2 separate regions of the Mus musculus genome follow, and region 1 is linked to region 2. The links are chromatin loops, found by intact Hi-C in ENCODE. Cell type or tissue: heart. All regions are shown on one strand. Links, peaks and the distances in the headings refer to the core of each region. The heading gives the core; the rest is flanking DNA.

The links. Peaks named below come from ENCODE experiments on the same cell type or tissue, not always from the same donor. Only the 100,000 strongest peaks of a DNase experiment are listed, where the experiment ranks them.
Region 1: a loop joins it to region 2, with 2.8 times the contacts of the local background. A loop is called at or near these places in 3 of 42 quality-filtered maps.

What each region holds. Positions count from the first base shown.
Region 1 is chr3:94,886,554-94,891,931 of GRCm38, reverse strand. It overlaps Psmb4 (proteasome (prosome, macropain) subunit, beta type 4), which reads left to right and starts at 4,974. Exons shown (of 7, transcript NM_008945.3): 1 at 4,974-5,163; 2 at 5,285-5,378. The coding sequence starts at 5,024. In heart, for the core only: a CTCF peak has its summit at 3,162 (motif pointing left); a DNase peak (open chromatin) is centred at 4,971; H3K4me3 peaks cover 881 bases; H3K27ac peaks cover 926 bases.
Region 2 is chr3:94,834,165-94,839,542 of GRCm38, reverse strand. Pogz (pogo transposable element with ZNF domain) reads right to left here and starts at 2,106. Exons shown (of 19, transcript NM_172683.4): 1 at 1,803-2,106. In heart, for the core only: no CTCF peak of the experiment used is centred there; DNase peaks (open chromatin) are centred at 1,332, 1,822 and 2,142; H3K4me3 peaks cover 2,441 bases; H3K27ac peaks cover 2,156 bases.

The DNA.
Region 1 (5,378 bases), core at 184-5,183, 52 kb before region 2:
CAGCTCATGATGGTTCTTTTTGTTTTTTTTTTTTTTTGTTTTTTTTGAGACACGGTTTCTCTGTGTAGCCCTGGCTGTCCTGGAACTCACTCTGTAGACCAGGCTGGCCTCGAACTCAGAAATCTGCCTGCCTCTGCCTCCTAAGTGCATGTGCCACCATTGCCCAGCTTTAATGATATGTTCTTAATCGCTTTAACCTCCCTTTTCACCCACCACCCACCAGAGGTAGTGGAAAAGAAAGGAGATGGGGGAAGTGAAACTGTTTAGAAATGGTTCTTTGGAGCAATTCCCGTCTGTGTTGTCTAGAAATTGGCAGTTCAGTTCACAGGTTAGCAGTGGCAGCTTGATCCACTTCCAAACACTTCATGGATATATTAGCAGTCCAGTTCCATAGAGTCAAGATAGCAAACAGGAATCAGCAGCCGTAGCACTACCTAGTAGAGACAGCCAGGCCTTAGCCTCAGCACAAGTCAGAAGGAGGAACCAGAGCCAACAGGAACGCCAGGAAAAGTTCTTGGCTGTGCCTCTCTCAGTGAAGATCAGCTAAGAAGATGCAAGACCAGAGGCCTAGCTCAGCCTCTGTCACAGTCCTTCGAGTCCTTTTTATACTCCCTCCAAACATCACATGTCCTCCACCGGTCTTGCCTCAGCATGTTATCTTGCCTCAGTATGTGCATTTGTCTCAGCTGACATCTCTCTGCCAATCAGCCCAAGTCCATGGAGGCTGCAAGAAACTGCAGCACACCACCAGATTTTTTTGGTGTGTTTCTCTCTATGGAGTCCCGACAAATGGAGCTCAACTACACAATGTAAGGTGGACCGATACATGCATGTCGTTAGCAAAGAATCCTTCATCAAGTGTCCTTTCACGTGTTTGCTTTAGCAGAACATCCTCTCTCCTGTGTCTGCTTCAGTGAAACGTTCCTTCACGAGTCTGCCTTAGTCTTTTACCCGTGTCCACTTCAGGAAAACCCTCCTTCACGTGTTTGTTCCAGCAAAACACCATTCAAAACAAATGACTGCAAAGAACCCTGAAGTTTCCACTTGAGGGACTAACTGGGAAGAGGACAAAAAGAAGGGACACTGGTTGACGTGGGCAGAAATGAGAAGCTAATAAGGGATGAGTATTATCAGACTGTGTATACAAGTATGATATGCCATAATTAAACCCATAATTATGTATAGCTAGTACACATTAATAGAATATAATATCAAATAGTTCTGATCCAGTTATACCACTTTGGAGTATTTGTCTGAAGTAAGTGAAGACAGAAGACAGAAGAAATACTTGCATGCCCATAGTTTTTGCAACACTACTCACTGTAGTGAGGTATGGAATCTATCAGCCTTGGAGCCTGTGAACTGATGAGTGATTCACACACACACACACACACACACACACACACACAAACACACAAACACGGTCAAAGTCAGCCATGAGAAAGAATGAAATTGTGTTATTTTTAGGAAAATGGATGGCACTTCAGGATATCATTTTTTTAAAGAATTATTTATTTTATTATATGTAAGTACACTGTAGCTGTCTTCAGACACTCCAGAAGAGGGCATCAGACCTCATTACGGGTGGTTGTGAGCCACCATGTGGTTGCTGGGATTTGAACTTCGGACCTTCTGAAGAGCAGTCGGGTGCTCTTACCCACTGAGCCATCTCACCAGCCCAGGATATCATGTTTAGTTAAAAAAAAAAAAAAAAAAAAAAAGGATGAAGAAGAAAAGAAAGAAAAGGGGAAAAAAAGAAGAAGAAAGAAAGAAAGAATCCAGACAGAACAAGTTTCATATTACTCACCCATAATTGAAGTAGAGAGATTATGGCCATACAGATGAAAATATTCAAGTTTAAACAGAATTTTAACCAATAGAGTAATAACCTGTGAGCGGTAGCTCACAGCTGTACTCTCAGCATTTGGGAGGCTGAGAAAGGGGGATGATGAGTTTGAAACCAGCCTGGGAGGCACAGTGAGCTCTAGAGTAGCCACAGAGTGAGGCCATCTCAAACAAAACAAAGCACTACAGTAAAGTAGGCATTCCAGAATTAAAAGAAATACAACTGTAAATAAACACTGAGTGTATGGGTTTACCAGAAAAACATAAATTAATGAAGTTAGCTAATAGTCTGATGGTATAATAACATTTGGGAAGCTGAGGCAGGAAGCCAGCCTAGACTGTTGTTAACTTCATTTCCGTTGCTGGGATGAAATATTAGCAACAACAACAAAAAATTAGGAAAGGCTTTGGGATAATCTGTGTTCTGTGTAGAAGAATCATCAATAAAGATCTAATGGTCGCCGAGTGTGGTGGCGCACGCCTTTAATCCCAGCACTCAGGAGGCAGAGACAGGCGGATTTCTGAGTTCGAGGCCAGCCTGCTCTACAGAGTGAGTTCCAGGACAGCCAGGGCTACACAGAGAAATTCTGTCTCGGAAAAACAACAACAACAACAACAACAACAACAAAGACAAAATAAGTTAGGAGTTAGTCGGGGAACTAGCTTAGCTTATGGCCTAGGAGTTTGTAAATAATATTAAACATCTGAGTTGGTTCTCCCCTCACCCCCACCCAGGTAGTAAGGCATGGGTGGAAAAGCCCGAAGCTATAGAAAGGTTCATTTGGCTTATGCAGTTCTAGGTTACTGCACATCATTGCAGGGGGGCAAGGCAGGAACAACCTGAAGCAGCCTTCCACATTGGGAGGCAGGAGCAGAGAACGAGGCCGAGTGCATGCACCATTTTCTTGGCTTCCTTTTTTTCTCTCTTGATTCTCATACAATTCAGGGTCCAGCCCATGAAATGGGGCCACCCATAATCAGAGTGCTAGTCTCACCTCAGTTAACCAAACCCCTTTATAAGCACATCTGTAGGCCATCCTGAACTAGACTCTCTTCCTAGGTGACTCTAGATCGTGTCAAATTGACGAGTGAAAGAGTCCATCATGACAGTATAGGGAGGTCTAGGCTGGGCTGTGTAGAGAGCCTTGTAAGTGAGTCTGTAGAAAATACCCAACATAGAATGGTGACTCAAAAACAAACAAGGGCTGGAGGGATGACTCAGTGATTAAGACCATTTGCTGCTCTTGCAAATTGCTGATTTGATTCCAGCATTTGGTGGCTTACAACCACCTGTAGCTACAATTCCAGAGGAAACAGCACCCTCTTCTGGCTTTGAAAGACACCACACACATGTCCTGAACACCTGCAGGCAAAACACCCATCATACAAAACATTTTGAGAAGCAATGATGGTAGTTACTATTATTTTAGTATATGTATGGATGCAGCATGTGAGTGGCTGGTGCCCACACTGCAATATGATGTCAGACCCTATAGAACTAGAGTTACAGATGGTTACTAGCCACCAAGTAGGTTCTGTAAATCAAATCTGGGTCCTCAGGAAGAACAGCTATCTCTCCAGCCCCAAATAAACAAATCTTTTTTTTTTTTTTAAGAGCCACAGGGACATGTTCAAATAGATGGTAAACAGGGCTGGAGAGATGGCTCAGTGGCTAAGAGCACTGACTGCTTTTCCAGAGGTCCTGAGTTCAATTCCCAGCAACCACATGGTGGCTCACAACCATCTGTAATGGGATCCGATGCCCTCTTCTGGTGTGTATGAAGACAGCTACAATGTACTCATATAATAAATAAATAAATCTTTTTTAAAAAAGGATTGTATACACTAGAGTCTCTGAAGGAAATACAAGAGAATATTAGGCAAAATTAATATTCAGACAAATAATGTCTGGATTATATAGGAAAGAGCCTCTGTGGGGAGGGGAATCCTGGCCCCTGGGCTGGAAAAGTTCAGAGTAAAGGGTGGGTTGTGCCAGGTAGGGACTGAGGGATGCTGGGAGAACCTGGAGGCTATGTCGACTTGAATATGTTAAATATGCACCTCAGCCAATTGTTCTGGGTCAGAACTTCAACATCAATATTCTCTCATATGTGGAATCTAGGTGTGTTTGTATGTGTGTATTAGGTCAGGAAAGTAGAAAGGTGCTCATAAGGAAAAGGCTCTTTAGGGACCCGGGTGAAGGATTAGAAGGTAATAGAACACGTGTCAGTGGAAGCACGAAGGGTCTTCTTAGACAGGGAGGAGGAAGCAGGAAGACAGGGAAGGCACTGAGATGGGCACCAGTGAGGGTAGAGTAAAACGACATCTAGGATGAAAAGGCTGTAATGAAACCTATTGTTTTGTATGCTATCTTGAGGGGGCAGGGGAATTCCTCCACTGCCTCTAGTTCACTGTGGATTCTTTTTTCTTTTAATACAAGATCTCTCAGTAGTTCAGGTTGTCCTGGACTCTGAGTGTAGTCCAGAATGGTCTTGTACTGGAGGCATTCCTTCTGTTCCAGCCTTCTGAATACTAAGATTTTTCTCTTTCTCCCTCTTCTCTCCCCCCCACCCCCCCTTGTTCACCACATAAGTGCCTGGTGCCCTCAGGGCTAGAAGAGGAGTTACAGGTGATTGTCAGCCACCCCGTGGGTGCTTAGATTCGAACCCCAGTGCTATAAACGTGGGCCATCTCTCCCCTTGGTTTGTATCTTTTCTACCTTTTATTGACTGTAACGGGGTAAACCACTGTATCTTATGCTTCGGCTTCTTATCTATCAAATAAGTTGATAATGCCTGCTCTATTGGCCGGCTCTGAGAAGTAAAACAGTAAGAGAGCTTGGGTCCAGTGATTCTTCAAGCCTTGTTTTTGATATTGATCCAAAAAGCACATGGTAACAGGTCCTGGTGCTTGTCCCACACGGCCTGCTCCTCCTGAATTGTCAGAATACTGGGATCTAGGCATCCCTACTGCAGTGGGATACGGGGATGCGGCCTTGTGCATTTCTGTCAGTCTTGGCGGCTACTCTGGACCAGGACTCCTCAAACGGCTTTATAAATACAGAGCCGGAGTCCTGACCCATGGAAGAGGCAGGCAGGAAGAAGAGAGGCGTGGCAAAGGACCACTTCCGTTTCCGGTGACGCTAGCGCTTTCATTTCTGTCGGCTGAGGTGACTAAGATGGAAGCGTTTTGGGAGTCACGGGCTGGCCACTGGGCCGGGGGTCCGGCTCCAGGGCAGTTTTACCGCATCCCGGCCACCCCCAGCGGCCTCATGGACCCGGCGTCGGCGCCCTGCGAGGGTCCCATCACTCGGACCCAGTGAGTCGCGCTCTCACCGCGCCGGGAATGGGCGGCGGGCCGGGATGCGGGGACCTCTGATGCGCGGGCGCCAGCAATCGGGGCTCCGGCCTCGCGCTCAGGGACCCTTTTCACGATTCAGGAACCCCATGGTGACCGGGACATCGGTACTCGGGGTGAAGTTCGACGGCGGAGTGGTGATTGCTGCAGACATGCTGGGCTCCTACGGCTCCCTG
Region 2 (5,378 bases), core at 145-5,144:
GCCTTTCAGTTTTATTAGATTCTTAAAAACTAAAGATATATTCCAAAGCTGAAACGTAACAATTTCATGCTAGTTTCATGCTGCCATTGCTCCATCAAGGCCATTCTCAGGTAAGCACACCGAAATCAGGGGCTTGCTTTTACACATCATCACTGCAAAAGTCATGGGAGACACAAAAAGCTTTACTCATAATTCTTAAGGTCTCAAGACGCCCTTGAATGGTGCTGAGGTGTACTCCAGGCTCAGCTAACCACAATGGGTAAACTGCTTTCCTAGATTAGAACCTAGTCAAGATGGGAGTGGCAACTCTTAAGCCCACCTGTTCTCCTCCAAGTCCTTTCTATTTTTATTTCCGTTTGACATACCCTGACAATACAGGGAAGGGGACAGAAATCGAGGGCACAATCTAATTGTTTTAACACTATATTTTGATCACCTTCCCACATTAGCAATACTCTTTAATATACTGATTATCTTAGTTGCCCAGTGTAGATAAAGATGATACTAGCCCTCCACTCCACCCCACCCTCCAAAAAAAAAAAAAAAAAACCTTTTAGGCACAAAGTCCTTAAACTTCACGTTTAATAGCCTCCAAAATGCTTGAATGCACCCTAAAGTTAAGAATGACGACAATAAAGAAGTCATCCCAATTTCCTCCTTCCAGAACACGGACGGGGTCCAACTGCCTTGTCACCGTCCAAGAGGAACAGCTGCCTTACTCCTTTCTCGCTTCATCTGGGGAAACTGCTTTTAAAACCTCATCTTTGTGGCGTTTTGCGCTACAAAAGGAGGTGAACAGGTGTGGAGAAAAGGCTATCTCTGCACTGTTGAAAAGACATTACAATTCAATCTCCATGTCTTCCTAGAGAACGAAAAGGCCAAAAAGACTCTCAGCTCTCTTACTAAAGGCTTAAGATAAGTGAGAAATGTGCAGTGGTATTGACCCTTTGCAAGAATTCCACAACTCAGGAGAGGAAACCAGGACCATAGGCAGACACAAGGGAAAGCAGGTGGCTTGATGACATTACTCTTTTTCAGAAGGTGTTGAAAAATCTAAAGAAAATAGTCCTTGGGCTAAATATGGCGCCTACAGCGGCAGGACATAATCACCAGAAAATAGATTCTGCCCCATTCCATTTTGTAAATCACAGCGCCATCCATGCATAAATTTGGGGGCCGAGGGAGGAGACTTCCTCAACTAGCTGCAGAGGCTTGGGATGTCCTCGCAGACGGAGCGGGATTACATAACACAGGGGACCGGCGGGGCAGCCACTCGCTTCCCTCCTCCCGCTCAAAACCAGCGCTCACGCCTCCGCGCGTGGGGGCGGCGGGAACCCCGGGCTCCACCGCTCCGCAGCTGCGGCCCCGCGTGCCCGCGCCTCTGCAAACTCCCCCCCATCCCCGGTGACCGCCGCCGCCCGCGCCGCCCACTCCTCCGGGACGCTCGCGCCCGGCGTGCCTGTGGACGTCCGCGGTGCGCGGCCGTGGGGGCGCGAGCGCGCGCGGCACCGCCAGGGGGGCGGGGGCAGTGGGGCATCCCGGGGCCTGGGCCACCGTCGCCGGGGCGCGCGGCTCCGTGGCCCGGGTGCGCCGCAGACCACGTGCGCGNNCCACAGCGCGCGCTGCCGTGGGGCGGCCGCCACTCGGGGGCCGCGGGGGCGCGCTCGGCCCCTCCCCCAACCCGCGCGCGCGCCCCATCCCCCTCTCATTGTCTCGTTTCGGAACGCCTCGGCCCAGCGAAAAGATAACGGAACCCCCGGGAAAAGGGGGTGGAGAGCGCCGGGGTTCGCTCGCTCACTCACCTCCCGTGGTCGTCGCCGCCGGTAGTCTGACCCGAGGAAGGTGCCGTCGCCTTAAAGGGACCTTGCACCCGGCGCCGGGAGTAGGGGGTGGGAGCAGGGGAGGGGACCGGGGTTCGGGGGGGAGACGGGGAAGAGGGAACCGTTGAAAGCTCCTCTCCCCGAGGGTGAAAGGAAGCCTCCCTCGGGTTCGAGTGATTGGGGTGGATTTTTTTCCCGAGGGGGGCGGGGGGCCCCGAGGGAGGGGGTGGGGGGGCCAAGGAATGTGGCTCCGTGTATGGGAGCTGGCGCGGGGGAGAGAAACGCCGACTCCCCCCACCGACCCTCTCGCCCCGCGGAGGGATACCTCTCGTCACTTCCGCCCTCCCCTTCTCGTGCTCTTTCAATTGGCTGGCTAGTACGCTACGTCATCGCTCATCCTAACCCTTGTCCGGGCTTCTTTTCTAGTCAAGTTTGTCTGGGCCTGCAAATAAATAAATAAAGAAAAAGCTTTCATGGAGAAAAGAATAATTAGCTTCACAAACAGTTTCCAAATTTTGCTGAGAAAAATGACACTACCAAAGAAAATATCTCATAATATACTTTCTTAGACTTTCCAGACAAATTTGCACTCTCCCTACTTTCTATTCAAGGTTTATTACCAATTCAAGAGAAAAACTTCATGCCACAAGCAAAATGGTGAGTCCCAATGGCACCAACAACTGTTGTTGCAACAAAAAGCAAGATAACACTCTACCTTAAGAGACACTTGTCTGAGTAACCTTCTGTGACAGTGTGCCTTGTATAAATGAAATACTTTTTTGGTTTTGAGGTTTTGTTTTGTTTTTCTGCTTGTTTGTTTGTTTATTTGAAACAGGGACTTTCTACAGAGCCCTAGCTGTCCTGAAACACACCAGATAGGGCAGGCTGGTCTCAAACTCAGAGATCTACGAGTCTCTGCTTCCTGGGTACTGAAAACTAAAGGAATCACCACCACACCTAGCTAAAGAATTGTTTTTAAAACCTATTTTATCATCAAGCCCTTCTGGATTCTGGGGGAGAAACCTCGTGATTATTAAGGTCATTCTACCGGCGGGAACTGCTTTTGAAACCATTGTGCATAGACTCAGCAGAGATCTCCAATCTCAGAAACCATAGATTCCATGGCCCCGTTGGATTGGCTCAAGTAAATTGATTAGTCCATTCAAGATTATCTACCACTTTTCATACAAACAAAAACTAACTTCTGGTAGCTAAGTTTTGTCCTTCATTATGTCCTCAGATGATAAAATGCAGTATTTCCCTTGGGTTTTTGAGAATGATCTTTAAGCCATATATTGATACTTGCTCCAAACCAAGTTCTAAACAAAGTTGCTTGGTACAGGAATGGGTAGATCCAGAGCCATACTTATTCCTTTGCATATATTCTCCAAACTGCCAGCTAGTTACTTTCATCCAGCGAAAGATATCTCATCAAATTACACCACGTTTTGTTGACCACAACAACCATAATCACATCCTACTGAAGACATTTGATACGCCATTATTTCATCCAATATTTATTGTATATTTTTCATGTTTCAGGCACTGTTCTTGGTGCTAGGAATACAGTAATAAAGTCCCGGGGCTGTAGAGATGCCTCAGTAGATAAGAGCTGTCATTGCTCCTCTGGGTCATAATTCAGTTCCCAGCACCCTGAACTCTGCTCATAACTGCCTGTTCCTCCAACTCCAGTGGAGAGATACAGTGCCCTCTTCTGGCTTGACAGGCATCTATACTCAAACACACACCCTATAACTCCCTCCCACAATATATAATATTATGATTAAAACCATAGAAATGATAAATTTAATTTTTAAAATTAAAACATGAAAATGTTGGAAAACAAAACCACAAACCCCTGTGCATGTGAAACTTACATTCTACCAGGGAAGAAACAACAAATATACACACACTAAAACTCTCCCATCAGTTAACAGTAAATAGCAAGCAGTCCCAAAATTTAGTGGTGTAAAATGATGTCTTTATCATCTCTTGTGATTCAGAAAAGTGATTGGCTGAGCTTACTTGTTCTGGTTGGTGATAAAGTTACCTCAAAAGCTTCCACATGTTTGCAAGTTGATCCTATTGGATTGAACCACAGTTGGGCTGTTGGTCAGAATGTTCCCAAGTGACCTTTGCTCCCTCTAGTCAGAAAAACTACGTTCTGAGATTGGGCACCTCAAGATGACCAGATTGGTGACTTCTGAGACCGGAGGCTTATCTGCTTCTTAGAAACGTAAACTACCAAGTGTTTCATAAATAAATCCATGCTTTGCTAAGTGCTTTGGCAATGGGCAGGATTCAAGGCTGGAAGTATGGTACAGGGAATGATGGAGAAATGTGTATTTTATGAGGAGTTGTTAGAGAAAGCCCTGGTAAAGTAATGTGGACAAAAGTCTGAAAAGAAAGAAGCAGAGTTCAGGGCTTAGTTCTAATGAAAGCAAAACCACTAGAGGATGTCAACCCCTTAAGAGAAATGACCTTTTGCTTTTAAAGATCTCTCCAGCTGTGTGTGGAAGGGGTTGGGTAACTAGTAAGAGAAAAGGCAGCCACAGGGAGGGAGTCAAGTTAGGATATTACTACATTAATCCTGGTGAAAGATGATTGTGGACCAGGGTGGCAGTGGTGAGGCCATGTCTTCACTTTTGACACTTTCAACTCATGATGGCAAACAAAACTGTGCGAGTGGTGGCACTATAACTTCCATAAAGAAAAAAAAAATGGAAGAACACCATGCTGAATGTAAAAAATGGCTTAGCTTTCCTAAGGCTGGAGGCAGCTGGAGGAATGGGTGGGCAGGGATCAGCAGGCATGGAGTAGAACCCCACAGTACTCAGAACTGATGAGTGGTTCAGTGATGGATAGCTGGTGGGGAAAGGAATTTTGTAACAAGAATAAGCTGTAAATTACTACTTCAGGGCACTAGAACAGTGATTCGAAAGGGACTATACAAGTGCTAGACATGGCGGCACATACTCGCAATCCCAGTACTTAGGAGGTAAAGGCAGGATGACCAAAGGTTTAAGATCACCTCAGCATATAGTGCTTTTGAGGCCAGACTGGGGAAATGAAAGAAAACAAAACTTTACTATCGGGGCGAGCCACAAATATTGTACTTTCTGGCTATGGAAAAGAATATTTTTTTGTGTTCTCAATAATTATTTGGAGCCGACAATGCTGGGTTAATATGTAAATGTCACTTCCCCTGCAGCCCTTAGAAATGAGACAAGCTATCACAAGCTTCCCCAGTCTACTAGTGGAGTAAGAAGGATTGTGGGTTTTTACATGAAAAAGAGTTGGCTGCTGGAGGTAGTACTGGTGGAACTTCCAGGAAGGCAGAGACAAAGAGAAAGATGGAGGCAAAAAGGAGACTTAAGGAGCTGAAGCAGGCACTGAGACTCACATGGAGAGACATCAGGATAAGTTAGTAGCTAGCTGACAGACCACCCCAGGAAAAGGCCAACAGCTTTAAACTATATAGCAGTCTCTGTGTACTAGTCAAACCTCAAGCGGGATCCTCCAAAGCTCTGCAGTACTTTATAGTCCGTGTTATCCCTG